Linked DNA regions of Homo sapiens: region 1 is linked to region 2. The links are chromatin contacts, found by Hi-C or POLR2A ChIA-PET in ENCODE. All regions are on one chromosome and are shown on one strand. Each heading gives the region's core, a stretch centred on a gene start or an enhancer-like site at or near the end of the contact. The rest is flanking DNA. Distances are from core to core; before and after follow the strand shown.

Region 1 (3,249 bases), core at 120-2,619, 36 kb after region 2:
ATTTTGGTTTTGTAAACTAACATCAGATGATTTTATATTTGGGTGGTTTTTTTATTTACAACAAGAATTTTCTGGCAATGGCAGTCATGTCTTATTTTAATAAGCCAGTATGTATTGTTCCCCTTTGACAAATTCAATAATCAAGAGACCATGTGCTGGGCATTGTGGCTCACACCTACAATCCCAGCACTTTGGGAGGCTGAGGCAGGAGGATTGCTTGAGACCAGGAGTTTGAGCAACCTGGGCAATACAATAAGACTTTCGTCTCTACAAAAAAAAAAAAAAATAGCTGAGTGGGTTGGCATGAGCCTAGTCCCAGCTACTCGGAAGGCTGAGGTAGGAGGATGGTTTGAGCCCAGGAATTTGATATTGTGCCACTGCCCTCCAGCCTGGGCAAGACAGCAAGACACCCTGGTCTCTTAAAAAAAAAAAAAAGACCTTGTTGATGTAATCATATCTAAAATAGTCTGTGTTTCTAAATAGGGATCTGCTTTGACATTTGATAGATGATTGATGAGTCCCTTTAAATTTTTTTAAAAATCCCTCATTGGTATCAGATTCACATTCATATTGTAATTCAATAATCTGCTGTTTGCTTACTGTGGCAGAATATTTTTGAATTTCAAGTTCAAATCAACAATACTATATAAATATTAATAACCAACATTCATTTATCATTAATAATCCATTATTGTAACAAATTTGCTATTGATATGTAAGTACTATATTGATGAATTTAATATTCTTTCCTTGAGGAATGGGTCCCTTTTTCTAATTCACACAAAACATGATGGGCGAGTAGGGATCACAGGGATGGTGTCTGATAGTGATCACCCGTGCCTTGCACAGGCCTTGGGCCACAGCAGACATTCAACACATATTTGTTGAATGAATAATAAAGAACTTCCAGGCCTCAATATATATGCTTTATTTTACCATACCTTCTAGAAATACTTCTGCACAGTTAATGGAAAAGTGTTGCATACATTCTTAGAATAACAGTTCTTAGTGACCAGCTAAAGCTTATTAAACTGTCACACAGCAGGAACCACTTGCCTCTCCCTTCGTTCTCTAAACACAGAGCATTTTTCCAAAAAGAACGCCTTAGGAGGAAGAAGTTTTCATAGCTGTAATATATCATTAGAGGAACATCTTTGCAACCTGCCTAGAGAGTCATAAAGTTTAGTAATTTCTAAGAAAATGCCATAAAAATCCAGTAAGATGGTAAGGTTTTGTGTAAGTAATCTCAAGCAGAGTCTGAGACTCCTTAAGTAAGGAACAAGTGCACAGGCTAAAGAAAGCTATGTTATCATGGAAAGTAAACCCTTCCAAAACCTAAGGCTTTTGGGCTTACAAACAGCTGGCTCTCTATTTCTGGACTGGGCTTCGCAATGCCAGAGACAGGCATGAGTTCACTGCCTGGAATCCCTTCATGTCATTTCCCTTTAAGGAAAACAGTCATTTAGAAGGTAGAAAAAAAAATCAGCTCTAGAACCATTATTGATTCCACAGTTCAATTCAATCAGCATCTGTGAATGCCTTCTCTGTGCCAGGCACTGGAAGGACTCAGAGATGAAAAACAACATCTTTGTGATGATACTCACCCTGAGGCTGGGTATCTTACAGTCTATGGGAAGAGACAGATCATCTTAATCAATAATCTTCCCCATCCACCACCATTCTGTCTGTCCCAGGGCCAACACCTCTCTCCTGAGGTTTATAATAGCATCCTAACTTGCCTCTCTGCCTCCACTCTTCAAGCCGTCTGTAAGCCATCCTCCATAAGGCAACCAGAGCGATCTTTTTAAAAGTGTAGTTATCTTGCTCCCTGTACATGTTGGCAGTGGTCTGGCCTCTGCATGTGGTCCGGCCCCCGAGTGTCTGCTGGCAAGGCAAGAATCAGACTGGAAATTCCCATACCAAGCCAGGCCCTCTGAAATGCCACATCCTCAGTGGGTGAAACTGGAAGCAAACCTTCTGTGTTTTGGCCTTGCCTCAGGAAAGGGGAAATAAAAGGAATAAGTCTCTGCTCAGAATGTCTAACCATGATACCTTCCTATCCAAGTATGGAGTCAGAATTCATCCTACACCTATAACCAAAAGAAAAGTCTAACACCAAAAAATGTAGTTTTAAGTGTTCTGGGTAGTAGAGCCCCCTGAGGCATCTGTATAAAAGGAAGATTCTAACTTGAAACCTAAGCCTCAAAGAATGATCAGCAAGTAAAGTTCCAAGGAACATAAGATCACCATCAAAAAAAAAAAAAAGGCCTAACACCTAAATCAGAATTCCAAAAAGACAGAAGAGAGTGGATGAGAGACAGTATTTCCATAATTGATAAGACACCAAACCTCAGAGACAAGAATCCCAACAAATCCCAAGAAGAATAAATCAGAAGAAATCCTCACCTAGAAATGTCTTACTGACAGCGAAGACATCTAAGACAAAGGGATTTTAAAAACAGCCAGAATGAAAGACATTTTACTAGCAGAAGAAAAAATTAGACTGACAACTGACTTCTCAACAGCAAAATGGAAATGAAAAAACAGTGGCATATCTTCAAAGCGCTGAGACCCTATAGCTATCAACTTAGAACAGTATGTACAGCAACACTATTTTTCAAGAACGAGGAGAAAATGAAGGTAATTTTGGACAAATAAAAACTGAGTTTATTAAAACATACTTCCAAGAGAAAGGAAATGACCCCAGAAGGTAGGTCTGAGTTGTAAAATAGAATAGCAAACAAAGAAAATGGCAAATGTGGGTAACTCAAAAGGACACAGACTATATAAAATACCAATAACGCCTAATTTGTGAAGTTCAAAAAAGAATAAGATAGGACTAAAATATTGGACAACAAACGCATATATGTTGGAAGTGATGTGGCCAAAATGAAAAAGCATACTAAAGATCCTTGCATTGTTAAAAAGAGAATAAAGACAGTAACCTTAGGCTTTGTGAAATTATACACACATATTAAATTTTCTAGGGTAATCAATAGAAGAATAAAAATAGAATATGTAACTTCCAGACTAGTGCAGGGAGAAAATGAACAAGAAAAAAAATCAATTAAAAAAGATATGAAATCACAATCACAGAAGAAATTTTTAACATAACTCTTAATAGATCAGACAAAAATCAGGGCTATAAAATTTATATAATACAATTCACAAGTTAATCTAACACACATATGTAAAATATTGGACAAAAATCAGGGCTACAAAATTTATATAATGCAATTCATAAGTTAA
Region 2 (3,255 bases), core at 606-3,105:
CTGTCCTACCATCTTAAATATCCTCTTCATTCAGCCATCAAAAATAATGAAGAGACCCGGTACAGTGGCTCACGCTTGTAATCCCAGCACTGTGGGAGACTGAGGCAGGTGGGTCACTTGAGGTCAGGAGTTCGAGACCAGCCTGGCCAACGTGACATGGCAAAACCCTGTCTCTACTAAAAATACAAAATTAGCCGGGTATGGTGGTACAGGCCTGTAATCCCAGCTACTCGGAAGGCTGAGGCAGGAGAATTGCTTGAACCTGGGAGGCAGAGGTTGCAGTGAGCCAAGATCGTGCTGCTGCTCTCCAGTATGAGTGACCAAGCGAGACTCCATCTCAGAAAAGTGGTAGAGATTAAAATGCAAAACAAAAAAGTTGTATTGGGAGGTTGGTAGTGGAGTGAGAGGGATATCTTAGTGCTGGCTATGATGCTTTTCTAGCACTAAGATTTCTCCTTGCAGGATAAGTCTTGCTGAGATAATGTCATTAGGTAAAAGGCAGAGGCTGTGTGCAGCCTGTAGTACTTAATATGGAGACCAGTATATTTGGTTTTAAAAATGGTACCTCCAAATATAATACTTAAAGAAAAGGGAAGCTGATACCCCATTTCTATGACATATGCCTAGAATTTTGGTGCTTTTGTTTCCCGCAAGAATGAAATGTTCTATTATTTTTTCATTTTCAGAATATATTCCTCTCATTAGAACCCCATATTATATGCATAACCCAAAAAGTGGAAACCATGTTCTTCCACCAGTGGCATTAGACCAAGAAAGCCTGCCTTTGAACCTTTAAAAGCCTGTCTCCAATCCTTAAAACCTTAATGGCTAGTGAACACAGCAATTCCCAATTAAGAGTCCTCAAATCTGATCTCAAAAATAACTGTCATGTTTTAGTAGAAGAGTGTATCTGAGACTTGGCCCTAGAAACATGTTTAAATGTCAACAATAACAGCAGATACCTGGAAACTTGTTCACTTGACCGGAGAATATGTCATTGTCGTGAAATGAAACTCCATGCCAGTAGATGTCACAAGGCAAGCGCCGGCCAAATGGGAACTAGAAGAGAAAAAATGTGACTCGCAATAAGAATAAGAAGAGCAGTGACCACACTGAGTATCCATTATGTACAAATTCCTGGCACCCTGGTGTACTTACCATGGTTTAATCCTTATAATACGCATATGAGGTAAGTGATATTCTTTGCCATTTTACAGATGAGGAAACAGATTCAAACAGGTTTAATAACTTGTTCCAAGTGGTAGAGCTCTGATTACATGTGGCAGATACTACACTCCTGGCTTTGCAGGCACCATTTCACTTTAATCCTTATAACTACCCTATAAAGGATTACTCCCATTTTGCTGATTCAAAACTTGGGGCTGACAGAGGTAATTTAACATGCCCAAGGGTCACACAGAGCTGGTAAGGGGAGGAACCAGGATTAGAGTCCAGGTCTATCCAAATTCCAAGCCCATACATCCCTTCCTCTGAAAATTACAACCCTCAACCGAGCCCAAAAGAATAAGCTTTCAGAGTCCCTCTTCCCTTATCTCTCTCTCTCTCTCTCTCTCTCTCACACACACACACACACATACACACACACATATGCTCCATGAGGGTAAGATGAATCCCAGGGCCTAAAACAGTTCCCCAAACTCGTAAAGACTTCCTGAATTAATAAATGAACAAATCAGGAGTGGTCATCTGACTCAAGATGAGATAACCAGATTCTCTCTTCCAGGAATCTGGAAATCAGAGATGCCAGGCAGCCTCTGCTGGCCCTTGAACTGGCAGGGATAAAAAGCCAGGGCAGGGCAGCTGTGCTTGGCTATGTGCACAGGAGCAGAGACAGCCAGTCTGCTGAGAGACAAGAAAGGAGCAGGTGTGGGAGGGAAAGCAGAGATGAGACAACATAGCCCTAGAAACTCAGACTGAGTGGCCTCAGACCCGCGTGAGCCTGTAAGATAGCCTTGTATCCTGAGAATACCTTTTTGGTCTTCTAAAATCTTGTTTGGCACAAGCTATAGAGTTTCAATTATTTGAAGCCAGAAAATTTCTCACCGAGACAAAAGGGCCTGTTCTTTCCACTACATCCTGTTGCTTCTCAAAGTTATCAACAAGCTCTGCATTTAATGAACATATTTTTTAAATCTGTAACTCAGATGACCTTGTTAAAGGAGAAAAGAGAGGCCATGTTAGTTCATATTCAGAATTTGCTTGTTAAAAGTGCACACAAATAGATATGCCAACATATTAAATAAAAATCTTTTGATTTTCCCATTCTAGGACTATAGGTAATCAGAATTTTTATCTACTTCAAGTTGAGGGGCCAAGGTCCAATGGAAGAACATAGCCTTACTAATGAAATGGTGGTGACTCAATGCTTTCCATACATTCCACATTAAAATGAAGCCAGCCTCAAGTCATTTAAATCAGTCACATTATTTCAAAGCTGTGCACAATGAGGCATATGTTGTACACTCTACTCACATTAACAACTTCCATCTATAATTTACAGCATTTTGCTCATTTTCTTTTTATGCAATGGGCTGTAAGTTATTAATTCAGTACTCATAAATACAATGAGATACAACATATGTTATTTTCTTCTAGCTGTTAAGTGCTAATATAGAGAAGGAGAAAATAACCAGAATTAAGCAGGCTATCCGAGCAAAGGGTAAAGTGGCTTTGCTTTGTTGCCCACAATGAGGAACCAACACCTTGTCAGTGGGCAACCCAATGACTCTTATCTCCTTTTTCATCACTCTTCAATGCTTACCACCCTCATGAATACCAAATTGCCCCCCCTTTTAGAGGCACCTTTAGCTCATTCAGTTTTGAGAAACTACCATTTTTAAAAACATGTCCATTCACTCAGTAATTATTATATGCCAGACTAGGTGCTAGGAATATGGGGGATATAATTTTAATTAAGTCCCAGGATTTCATAATCCTACCTCTTTTTAAGCTCCTTTAAAAACTGTCCGCTTACACAGCTAACATCATACTCAATGGTAAAATACTAAAAGCTTTAAAGCTTTTCCACCATGATCAGGAATAAGACAAAGATGCCCACTTTTATTTTACATCAACATAGTATTATAAATTCTAGCCAGAATAGGCAAGAGAAAGATATAGAAGGTGTCCACATTAGAAAATAAGAAGCAAAATTATCTGTTTGTTGATGACATGATCCCATATGTAGAAAACTCTAATGATTCCACAGAAAAATATTCAAAGTAATAAACAAAT

What was found. Hi-C counts contacts between places; a loop is a spot of excess contacts on that map. ChIA-PET counts read pairs that join two places held with the same protein, here RNA polymerase II (POLR2A). Pooled maps may share reads with other maps.
Region 1: a loop to region 2 is called in a map of psoas muscle, with 2.3 times the contacts of the local background. The contact joins two enhancer-like sites. A Hi-C loop is called at or near these places in 6 of 168 maps with a recorded cell type or tissue (IMR-90, aorta, ascending aorta and 2 more) and 5 of 50 pooled maps. POLR2A ChIA-PET finds 5 or more read pairs at or near these places in 4 of 52 experiments (AG04449, IMR-90, OCI-LY7 and 1 more).

The regions. Positions count from the first base shown.
Region 1 is chr9:122,074,467-122,077,715 of GRCh38, forward strand. All of the region lies in intron 1 of TTLL11 (tubulin tyrosine ligase like 11), which reads right to left. Among named protein-coding and RNA genes, the nearest start is that of TTLL11, 17 kb to the right of the region's middle. Within about 2 kb of position 1,370, at least 5 of the 41 ENCODE cell types and tissues checked have a DNase peak (open chromatin) inside an H3K27ac peak, as active enhancers do; they include psoas muscle, where a contact is called at or near this core.
Region 2 is chr9:122,038,310-122,041,564 of GRCh38, forward strand. It overlaps TTLL11 (tubulin tyrosine ligase like 11), which reads right to left. Exons shown (of 9, transcript NM_001139442.2): 2 at 963-1,059. Among named protein-coding and RNA genes, the nearest start is that of TTLL11, 53 kb to the right of the region's middle. RefSeq lists an enhancer at 618-1,817. Within about 2 kb of position 1,856, at least 4 of the 41 ENCODE cell types and tissues checked have a DNase peak (open chromatin) inside an H3K27ac peak, as active enhancers do; they include psoas muscle, where a contact is called at or near this core.